Regions from separate parts of the Homo sapiens genome. Here region 2 is linked to region 1. The links are chromatin loops, found by intact Hi-C in ENCODE. Cell type or tissue: endothelial cell of umbilical vein. All regions are shown on one strand. Links, peaks and the distances in the headings refer to the core of each region. The heading gives the core; the rest is flanking DNA.

Region 1 (4,671 bases), core at 1,375-3,874:
GTGAATGGATTATTTTAGGGGAAAGCAACTAACTGAAGGAAACTGGAAAAGACAGTTATTTTTTTCTCTTTTGAGAAAGTAGTAAGACACATTTTTAAATGAGAGGAAACAAGAGATTACAGGGTTTAATGCTTCCCAAGCAAAGAAAACTCTATGGGTTTCTTTATAAGGAGAAAGAAATAAGAAAAAGAGATAAAACAAAAGAGAAAAACTATATATGTGCACATTAATCATCATCACATTTGTTCTCCTTAAGATCAGTTTTTTAATAAGCTATCTGTACTGGTAGATTACATAGGGAAAGAAAAATCCGCATGCAAAATCAGTGAGAAATGATGAAAGAACATTGACCATCACACTGGCCTGAAACGTAAGATCCTCTCCTTTGGTGCTGGACTAACTGTGAAGGAGTTGGTTACTAAAAGAAAGAAAAATTCTAATGGATATTGTTGTGAAAAGCAAAGTTATATTAAGATACTCTGATGATATAACAATGAAGCCTTAGTGAGAATCCTGTGAGTTCCTGGATATAGGGCTAATCGTCCCATTTTTTACCCACTGTAATCCATTTTTACTGATGGGTTCATTTTTATTCTCTTGCTAAATTGCTTGATGAATATTTTAAATATCCTGCCTGGGTATCTTGGTTTTAAAGCTTATTTTATGTCAAGGTACAATTTCTCAAGTTACTTGGGATTTGGGCCCCTTCTTACTTTCCCTTGTCACATCTTTTTTAGCCCCAAGGGTTTTGACATTAAAGTGACATCTAACACTCAGCAAATTAGGGTTGTCTAGTTTCACTATTAATGTTGCCTACCTCTTATGCTTCTCAAGATAACACACACACACACACACACACACACACACACATTCATGAATCAGATAATAAAGGATGCAAGTAGAGACAAGGCTCACCATTTGACCCCTACTTCTTTGAAGTAGTTAGAACATTTTACTTGCAAGTGACAGAAACCCAGTTCAAGCTGCCAAACCAAAACCAAACTGAAAAAAAAAAAAATAGACTTTTGAACTACCAAGGTAGGCAAGACTGCATACAGATCAGGTTCTTCCCTGTGGCAACGCCATCTCCATAGGGGCTATTTGGAAACACATGAGGGTGCTTTATCACAACTGGGTGGGGGGTGGCGTTCAGGGCATCTGCCAAGGATGTGCAGGTGGGGCAGTGGGCAAAACATCCCACCCAAGGAGGATTTTTAAAAAATTTACCCAGAATGACAGTAGCTCTCCCTTTGAGAAATCTGAAGCAGGTGATGAAAGCATTTCACCAAGAATCTCTCTTGGTTCTGCTTTGCTTATGTGATGATGGCTGTATTCTCAGGTGGGGTTACTGCAGGTATTGGCAAAATAGCCACCTACAGCCTCAGGCTACCCTTTTAGCGATGTCCACAGAGCAACAGTTCTTCCTTCCCATTTGCTTTAGTAGGGAATCCTGATTCCATTGAGTAGGATTGGTCCTACTTGAGTAATTTATAAACCTGGAGAGTGGAGGGATTCAGTGCTGTGGCTGGCCGGACTTGGGACACACATCTTTCTGTAGAGACCGGGGGTAGGGGTCAGGCTAACCCAACACACAAGCCTGAGAGGGATGGAAGAAGTTCCCAGAGAGATGAAGGGATGTTAGCAGAGAGGGGAACAGACAGCAGATGGGCAAATACAAAACATGTCCATTGTCTGTATGGTCTAATTTCCTGAACATCTCTTCAGTCACCCCACATTTCAGGATTCCCTAATATACCAGACCCATATACCTCAAGTTTTTGTACTAGATTGTTCTCTTGTCCTCAGATGCCTTTCCTCATCTCTTTTTGTTTGTCAAACTTCTACTTATGCCTCAGGACTGAAATATCACCTCTTCTGTGGAGCTTCCTTTTTAGCTGTCCCTACTAAACTCGTACCTCCCTCCTCTGTGCACGCATAGCATTTTGTCCATGAAAAGAAGGAATTGAATTAATTAGCAAGGATAAGGAGCTGAACAATCCACATCCTTTTTGGAAATGGAAAGCAGATGATGCTGTATTAGATAAGATCAAACAACATCAAATAAACAAATGTTTATTGAGTGTGTACCATGCACAAGGCTTTCCAAGCAGAACCTTGCTGATTGTGTGTGTGTGTGTGTGTGTGTGTGCACGTGTGCTTGCAGATGCTTAGAATCACAGGCTTTTATGATCTGGGTTTCTTAAACCTTATCTGGTTCAACCACTTCCTTATTCAGATCAGGTAACTGAGGCTGAAGTGGGTTTCTTTCTAGCTCTAAAAAGTATATGATCTGAGTCACTAAAAGGAAGGAAAGGTTGGCCCAATTCTAGGCCAAAAAACCACAGCTATGTAGCTTAAACTTCCTGTTTTAAATGCCATGCCAGGATAAAATTCTTGTCTACAGGGTAACAACCACTCCAGAGAGAGAATCAAAATTAACACCAACCTCTTTCTTTCCCCTGCCTCTTTCTCTCTCTCAATTTCTCTCTCTTTCTCTCTCGCTTCTCTTTCTCCCTTTATTTCTCTGTTGCCTCTCTTAAGGAGACATAGGAAACTAAGAGGACTGAGTGGCAGGGCCAAGGCATTGGGAGCACGATTCATACTTTTTTTTCTATCTTGCTGATGTGTTTATAGAAGTACACTATTTATGACTCAGTACATAGTGAAGAGACATAACAAATTTTTCTGGGAATTCAAAATATGCAAACAGAATATGTATCAAATGCATGAGAATTATGGGGACATATGTTTTAAAACAAAGGGATAAAGGTGCCTACTCTTTGTGACAAAGTCCCTTCCATGTTTATGACAATGTCTGCATAGCCATTCTCTTTTGAAGAAGCCAGAATTGGCTAGAAATAGAATTGCATGAACCCTGTCATATTCAAAATGGAAAGTAGATATTTATTTGCATTCCTGCCAGGGATACTCAGGCACAAACATATAGAAATATTTCCATAAAATATGGTTTAAAAAAAATGCCAAGGCCCATCCTTCCCACTGCCATTGCCCCTGTTGCCTGCAATCCCAACTCTGCATTCGGGCTCTCTCCAGGTTTTGCCCCACTAATCACTCTTCCACCTGCTTCCTGGTGCCTTTAGATCTTTTTTTCAACATATTATACCCAGGTTCAAAAATGGCCTTATAAAACGTCATCCTGCCTCCCCAGCCTAGCATCAGGGCCTTCTTCCTTGACTCAGACCATCCATAAACTGTTCAAGCATGTTTGATGTATATGTAGCATGTGTCTGGCACTGCTCCAGGGATCAGGTCACTAAACTGAACAAGAATGGGCATATATTCCAGTGGAAGTACCTAACAATAAACAAGTAAATAGGCAAGTGAAGAAAATGAAATTAGGTAATGTGATAAGAAGTGGCCAGGGGCAGTGTAACAACCTGAGGATATCTGGCAAAGGTCACTCTCAGGAAGTGATATTGAGACCTGACTAATAGAAAGGAGGTAATTTCTGGGGACATCTGAGGATGATCTCTCCAAGCAGAAGGAGAAGCAAAGACAAATTTCCAGAGTTGTGGAAGAATTAAATATGTTTGAAGAATAAAAATGTAAAACAAGGTGATATGGTGGAGGGCAGTTAGTAAGCTAAAGAGGTGAGCAAGAAGTCTAATCATGACATGTCTTAAAACCACAGAAAAAGGAAGTGTTGGTTTTATTGGAGGACCATAGAAAGTTATGATCCACTTTTCAATCTGGGAGGAACATGATTGCCATTTTTAAAGAGTTTACTTTGGCCTTTCTGTGGACAATAAACTGAACGATATCCTCACCCTCATATATTCACACCATGGTGTAATCCTCTCTCCTTGAGAGTTGACTGGACCTACTGACTCACTTCTAATTAACTGAAAACAGCAAATAAATGAGATATCTCTTCTGATATTAGGTTGTGAAAAGACTTTGGCTTTCATCTCTCTCTTTCTCTTATTCTCTCTTTTCCTCTCCTGGTCCTTCTCTTCCTTTGCTCTGTCATACATGCACATATGGCAGGTTTCATGTTGTGAGCTGCCCTATGGAAAGGCTTACCTAACAAAGAAAAAAATGTCCCTTCCTAACAGCAGTCTACAATCACTGCCCACAGCCATGTGAGTGAGCCTGGAAGTTTTATTAGTTGGCTGGGGCTGCCATAACAAAATACCACACACTGAATAGCTTAAACAACAGAAATTTATTTTCTCTGGAGACTAGAAATCCAAGGTCAAGGTGTTGCCAGGGTTGGTTTCTCCTGGGGCCTCTCTCCTTGGCTTACAGACATCTGCTTCTTACTATGTTCTCACATGGCCTTTCCTCAGTGCATGTGAGCCTCTCCTGTCTTTCCCTCTTCTTATAAAGGCACCAGTCATAGTGAATTAGGACCCCACCCTGTGGCCTCATTTGACCTTAATTACCTCTTTAAATGCCCTATCTCTAAATACAGTAACATTCTGAAGTATTATAGGTTAGGGCTTTAACATATGCCTTTTGGGGACACAATTTGGCCCATATCAAAAGCAGATCCTCCCTTAATTGAGCCTGAAGATAACTACATTACAGTGACACTTCAGTTTCTAACCTTGTGAGAGACCCTGAGTCAGAGCTGCTCCACCAAGCCATGTCTAGTTACTACCCCATAGAAATATGTGAGATAGAAATTAGGTATTGTTTAAGCAGCTA
Region 2 (4,671 bases), core at 1,066-3,565, 120 kb after region 1:
TCCATGTGCTTTTTCTTGCTACCTTCTCTGTGCCCTGATAGCACAGTCTGTGCACCTCTGTTCAAGCACTCATCACTCTATACCATATTCATTCTGGCTCCTTCCAGGCATGGAATGAATTCTATTAAAATCTGTATCTCTAACCTCCAACATAAAGTGTGTTATAAATAGAGATGATCAATGAAAGTCTGTAGAATGAATGAATGAATGAATGACGGAATGGCCTCTCTTACATTTTGAAGACAGAGAGGACTTAGGCTTAACTGTGAACAACTGAAACGAATAACAGATCCCAGTATCACCAGCAAAGCCTCGGTGTGCTTTACTGCAGAACAGCAAGTGCCAAGCTAATTTAATTGGGTTATTTCAGATCAAATAAAAGGCAAGGTCAAGAGAAGAGAACAGAAGCAAGCAAAGTGTCAATGTTAGATTAAAACATAGTGGCCAATAAAATCATCAGGTGAAAAATGAATGCCAATTTTCATGGTGTTCAACCAGTCTTTATGAGATGAAAACAAGCTGCAGGCACACTTTTTTTTTTTTTTAAGTAAAAACAAACCTAATAAGCAGAAGGACTGAGTTGAGCCCCTAGGGGAGGAGTGGGTTGCTGTTCTCATTGGGGTGTGGAAGCTGGGTAACAGCACATATTTTTTTACAGATCTCTCTTTCTCACTAACAGAAGAGTGAAAGAGAGGACGTTAGAATATAAAGACAGAGCAGGTTTCCACAGCTATATCCTGCCCTCCCCTTCATTAAGCCTCCAGCCCCTCCAGGCCTAGTATGAACCTATTATCTTTTAGCCCAGAGTTCCCATGTCAAATGCTGACGAAGAGGGTTGGCAAGCCATAAAGAGGAAATCAGGAGGCCGGAATTCCAATATGTGCTGTAACTTACCTGCTCGTGGAATGCTTGGTATGTTACACTTGCTATCCTCAATTTCTTTTTCAAGCTGGGCCATCATGTCTCTCTCACTGGACTGAAAGAGGGAGAAAACAGGAAACTGGGCACTCCTGGAGAGTGCCTCTTGCCTCCCAGGCAGAGGCTGAATTCTATTAATATTTGTATTTCTAACCTCTAACATAAAGTCTGGTATACGTAGAGACGATCATTGATAGTCTGTAGAATGTACATTTATTATATTGTATACTGCCGAGTCCATGTATGTACCCTTCATAAAAATAGGAGCTCTTTGAAGGCGGGAACCAATTTTTACTTAATTTTACTTTCTAAGAGCCTGGAATGTAATAGATAACAAACGCTCACTGAAATGAAAAAGGAGGTATTCGGTGAACACCCAGTATAAAAATACATTATTTACTATGATAGTTCCTGAAGATTACAAGAAACAAACATGGTTTATTGATGTATAAGAAGATTGGCATCTTCCTATGTAGACAAAGGAGGCTACCTGGAAGGCATTAGCAAGCAATATGATATGGCATATCAATAAGTCCTTGTCTTAGCACAGGCTGTTCTAAAAATATCATAAACTGGGTGTCTTAAACAACACAAATTTATTTCTTATAGTTCTGGAAGCTAGAAGGTTAAGGACAGGGTGCCAGCATTGTTAGGGTCCTGGTGAGTACCCCATTTCTGGTTTATAGACACCCATCCTGTGTATGCTTATATGACATAGAGAGGGATAGCTAGCTTTCTAGCATCTTCTTATAAGAGCACTAATCCCATTCATGATGATTTCAGTTTCATGGACTAATTATCTCCCAAAGACCCCACTTCCTAATATCCTCACATTGTGATGAGGGTTTCAACATATGAATTTCTGGAGAGAAGACACAAATATTCAGTCCATAGCAGTCCTAATGATTTAGAGCAGGAGATATTTGTTAAAGTATAATAATTGGGCAAAGTGGAATTTCAGTCCTTGGTTCATACATATCTTTTCAAATACCTTTTTAGGTAAATGAAAAATACCTTCCAATGACAAAATATTTCTGAATATATCAAATATGTTATTCTCCCACTTCATCAGGTAAATTGTATGAATGTGACTTTAATCCACTGGATGGAAGTTTTTTGAATTCCAGACACAAATACAGAAGCACAGTTACTAGTTTAATTGAAACATCTGTTTTCAACTTCCTGAAAGGAACAGAAGAGGTTGCCAATGTACATACATATTTGAAGCAGGGCTTGTATTGCACACATGGATACAATATGCATTTGTAAAAATTTTCCAAGTGGTCTAATATCCCATTCAGGAAAAAGATGATGGAAGAATATGATACAGGAAGATGAGTAAGTCCTGCAACCGCCTTTTAGGAATTCAAGTTTCTAAGAGAGAGCAGAGATCACTGCTTAATAGTCAGTGTAAACCAGCTGCTGGCCATGTGATCAAATGTTTACCTATGGGTAATGTTTTAACCCCATTTCTCAGAAAGGAACAAAAGTCTCTAGTTCAAGTGGAGGGATAAGTTTGGATATAAGTTTCCATAGTTCCAAATTCTGGCCTATTTTCTTTTACTAATTTGTTCAATGACTTTGACAAAGCACCTCATCATTTCATCATTCTGGGTCTCAGGTTTTTCATCTGCAAATTAAAAATTGCTAACAGGAACTGGGTCAAGGTCACTGGACTCTAGATCTCTTGAAATGATAATAGTCTTTAAATCAATAAGCAGGTAGCCAATCTCCAAAGAATTGAGAATGCAACCCACATTTCCTAAACAATACCCTAATTGTCTTAACAAGTTAATCACCTGGCACTTATTACAATCTCTACATTTTGGGTAGAGATTTATAGATGCAAGGACAGGGAAAAGCTAAACCTATTTTCTGACCTGAAGAAAATAAAGTAAAATGAAAGCATCCTAAGAATTTATGTTGGATCTTAACCCTGGTCATATTAATCCACTGAGCAATAGAACAGACCAAAAAGGATCTGAGCCTAGCAACTCACCTTGCCTCTCAGCATGCTATGTCATCCAGAACACTGTCAGAATTAAGTAGTTAATACAGGTAACTGTGATATGGTTTAGCTCTGTGTTCCCATCTAAATCTCACATCAATTTGTAATCCCCACACATTGAGGGTGAGACCTGGTGGGAGGTGATTGGATTATGGGGTCGGTTTTCACCATGTTGTTCTTGTGATAATGAGGGCGTTCTCAGGAGGTCTGATGGTTTTAAAAGTGGCAGTTTCCCCTGCTCTCTCTTTCTCTTCTGTCACCTTGTGAAGAAGGTGCCTGCTTCCCCTTCACCTTCCACTATGATTGTAAGTTTCCTGAGGCCTCCCCAGCCATGTTGAACTGTGAGTCAATTACATCTACTTTCTTTATAAATTATCCAGTCTCAGGTAGTATCTTTATAGCAATGTGAGAACAGACTATTACAACATGTTACGTAACTTATGTGAGTTTTAGTTTTCTTGTTTACATTAAAGGGAAAATAATGACTATTCTCCTGTTAAGTATTAAATAAAACCCGTAAGTGAAGGATCTAGCATAGTACCTACAGGGCATGGTAGATTAAAAATATAGTTGGTTTTACCATGCTACAGAATTGCCTTTGCAAAACAGTTCCTTTTAATGAAATGTGGCCTAATATCACTCTGCTTTCTAGACCTTTATAGCTGCCTTTTCTTGCTGTGCCTACTGTTAGCACCAGGTACTTAGGTTTGCTTGAAACTTCCTAGCCATATTTTGAAAACCAAAAATCGTATCCTTAACATGGGGTCCTGAGATCTATTTCTTTGTATTTTCATTCATCTCTGGCCCCGAGGCCACTCACTTACAGGCATCAGATTTTCTCTAAGCCCTCTGATGTTGTCCAGGGAAGGACACACTTCAGGAGAGACAAATGAGGCGAGAAAATGGCAAGATTTTTTCTGAAAGGTCATGGAAGAAAATGTACAGACCAGTCTGTGGCATGACTGACCCACTGAGGCGAGCAGAGGTGGCACCTGGGCCGCCACCTCGGAGGGAGGTAGATGCCCTGGGAGGGTATGGGGAGGTGGAGGTGGGGAAGAAAGAGTGGCAGTGGTCAGGCTTCATACTGCCCTTCAAAGCACTGGAAACCCACAGAGCAACCGGAAATAGATTCCTCCAAGATCTCTGTCTCTTCACAAACATTTTTGCCAAGCATTCAAAGGAACTAAAGGCTTGTGATCCAAATCAGAGACTTATGAACTCCCTTCAATTTCTGGTTGACCTTTGAAGGAAATTGACGCAAACATATTCTGAAAAACTCCAAAGTGCAGGAATAAAAAAGAGAGTGAAAGTTATGAGGAGGATGATTTCGACTCCACCTAACAGAAGTATCACACAGAGCTGTCTGCAATGGGCTAGGTACATTGAGGATCTATTTAGTACAATGTAATTACTCATCAGTTAAGCCCAGAAGTTGACAATCAAATTCAAATATCACATAAAAGGTGAAACAGATTTCTAATTGGTACTTGGCAACTTTGAGTTTCTAATGTTTTTGGCTTTTTTCTAAAATGAACATATAGTAGCCAAATAGGTATTAGGAGCCTTTATTCTTTCTTCTCACCCTCTTTCCGAGTGATATATATTTTCAGAGTTTCAGCAGCCCACAGATGTCTTACTCCTCTGTTGTCTCTGGAATTTAGACCTGCATATCCAATGCTTGTGGGGCATCTCCACAAGGGAGTCCCACAGGCACTGCAAACTACATATTCAAAATTAAAATGTGA

The links. A loop is a pair of places that touch in the nucleus more often than their neighbours do. Peaks named below come from ENCODE experiments on the same cell type or tissue, not always from the same donor. Only the 100,000 strongest peaks of a DNase experiment are listed, where the experiment ranks them.
Region 2: it touches region 1 in a loop (4-fold over the local background); 1 of 110 quality-filtered maps calls a loop at or near these places.

Annotation. Positions count from the first base shown.
Region 1 is chr2:12,854,847-12,859,517 of GRCh38, forward strand. No RefSeq gene overlaps it. Among named protein-coding and RNA genes, the nearest start is that of MIR3125, 120 kb to the left of the region's middle. RefSeq lists a cis regulatory region at 2,159-2,322. In endothelial cell of umbilical vein, for the core only: no CTCF peak of the experiment used is centred there; a DNase peak (open chromatin) is centred at 2,345; H3K27ac peaks cover 2,181 bases.
Region 2 is chr2:12,980,143-12,984,813 of GRCh38, forward strand. It overlaps LOC100506474 (a long non-coding RNA gene), which reads right to left. Exons shown (of 6, transcript NR_038434.1): 5 at 895-976. Among named protein-coding and RNA genes, the nearest start is that of MIR3125, 250 kb to the left of the region's middle. RefSeq lists an enhancer at 684-1,187. In endothelial cell of umbilical vein, for the core only: no CTCF peak of the experiment used is centred there; a DNase peak (open chromatin) is centred at 2,199; H3K27ac peaks cover 1,189 bases.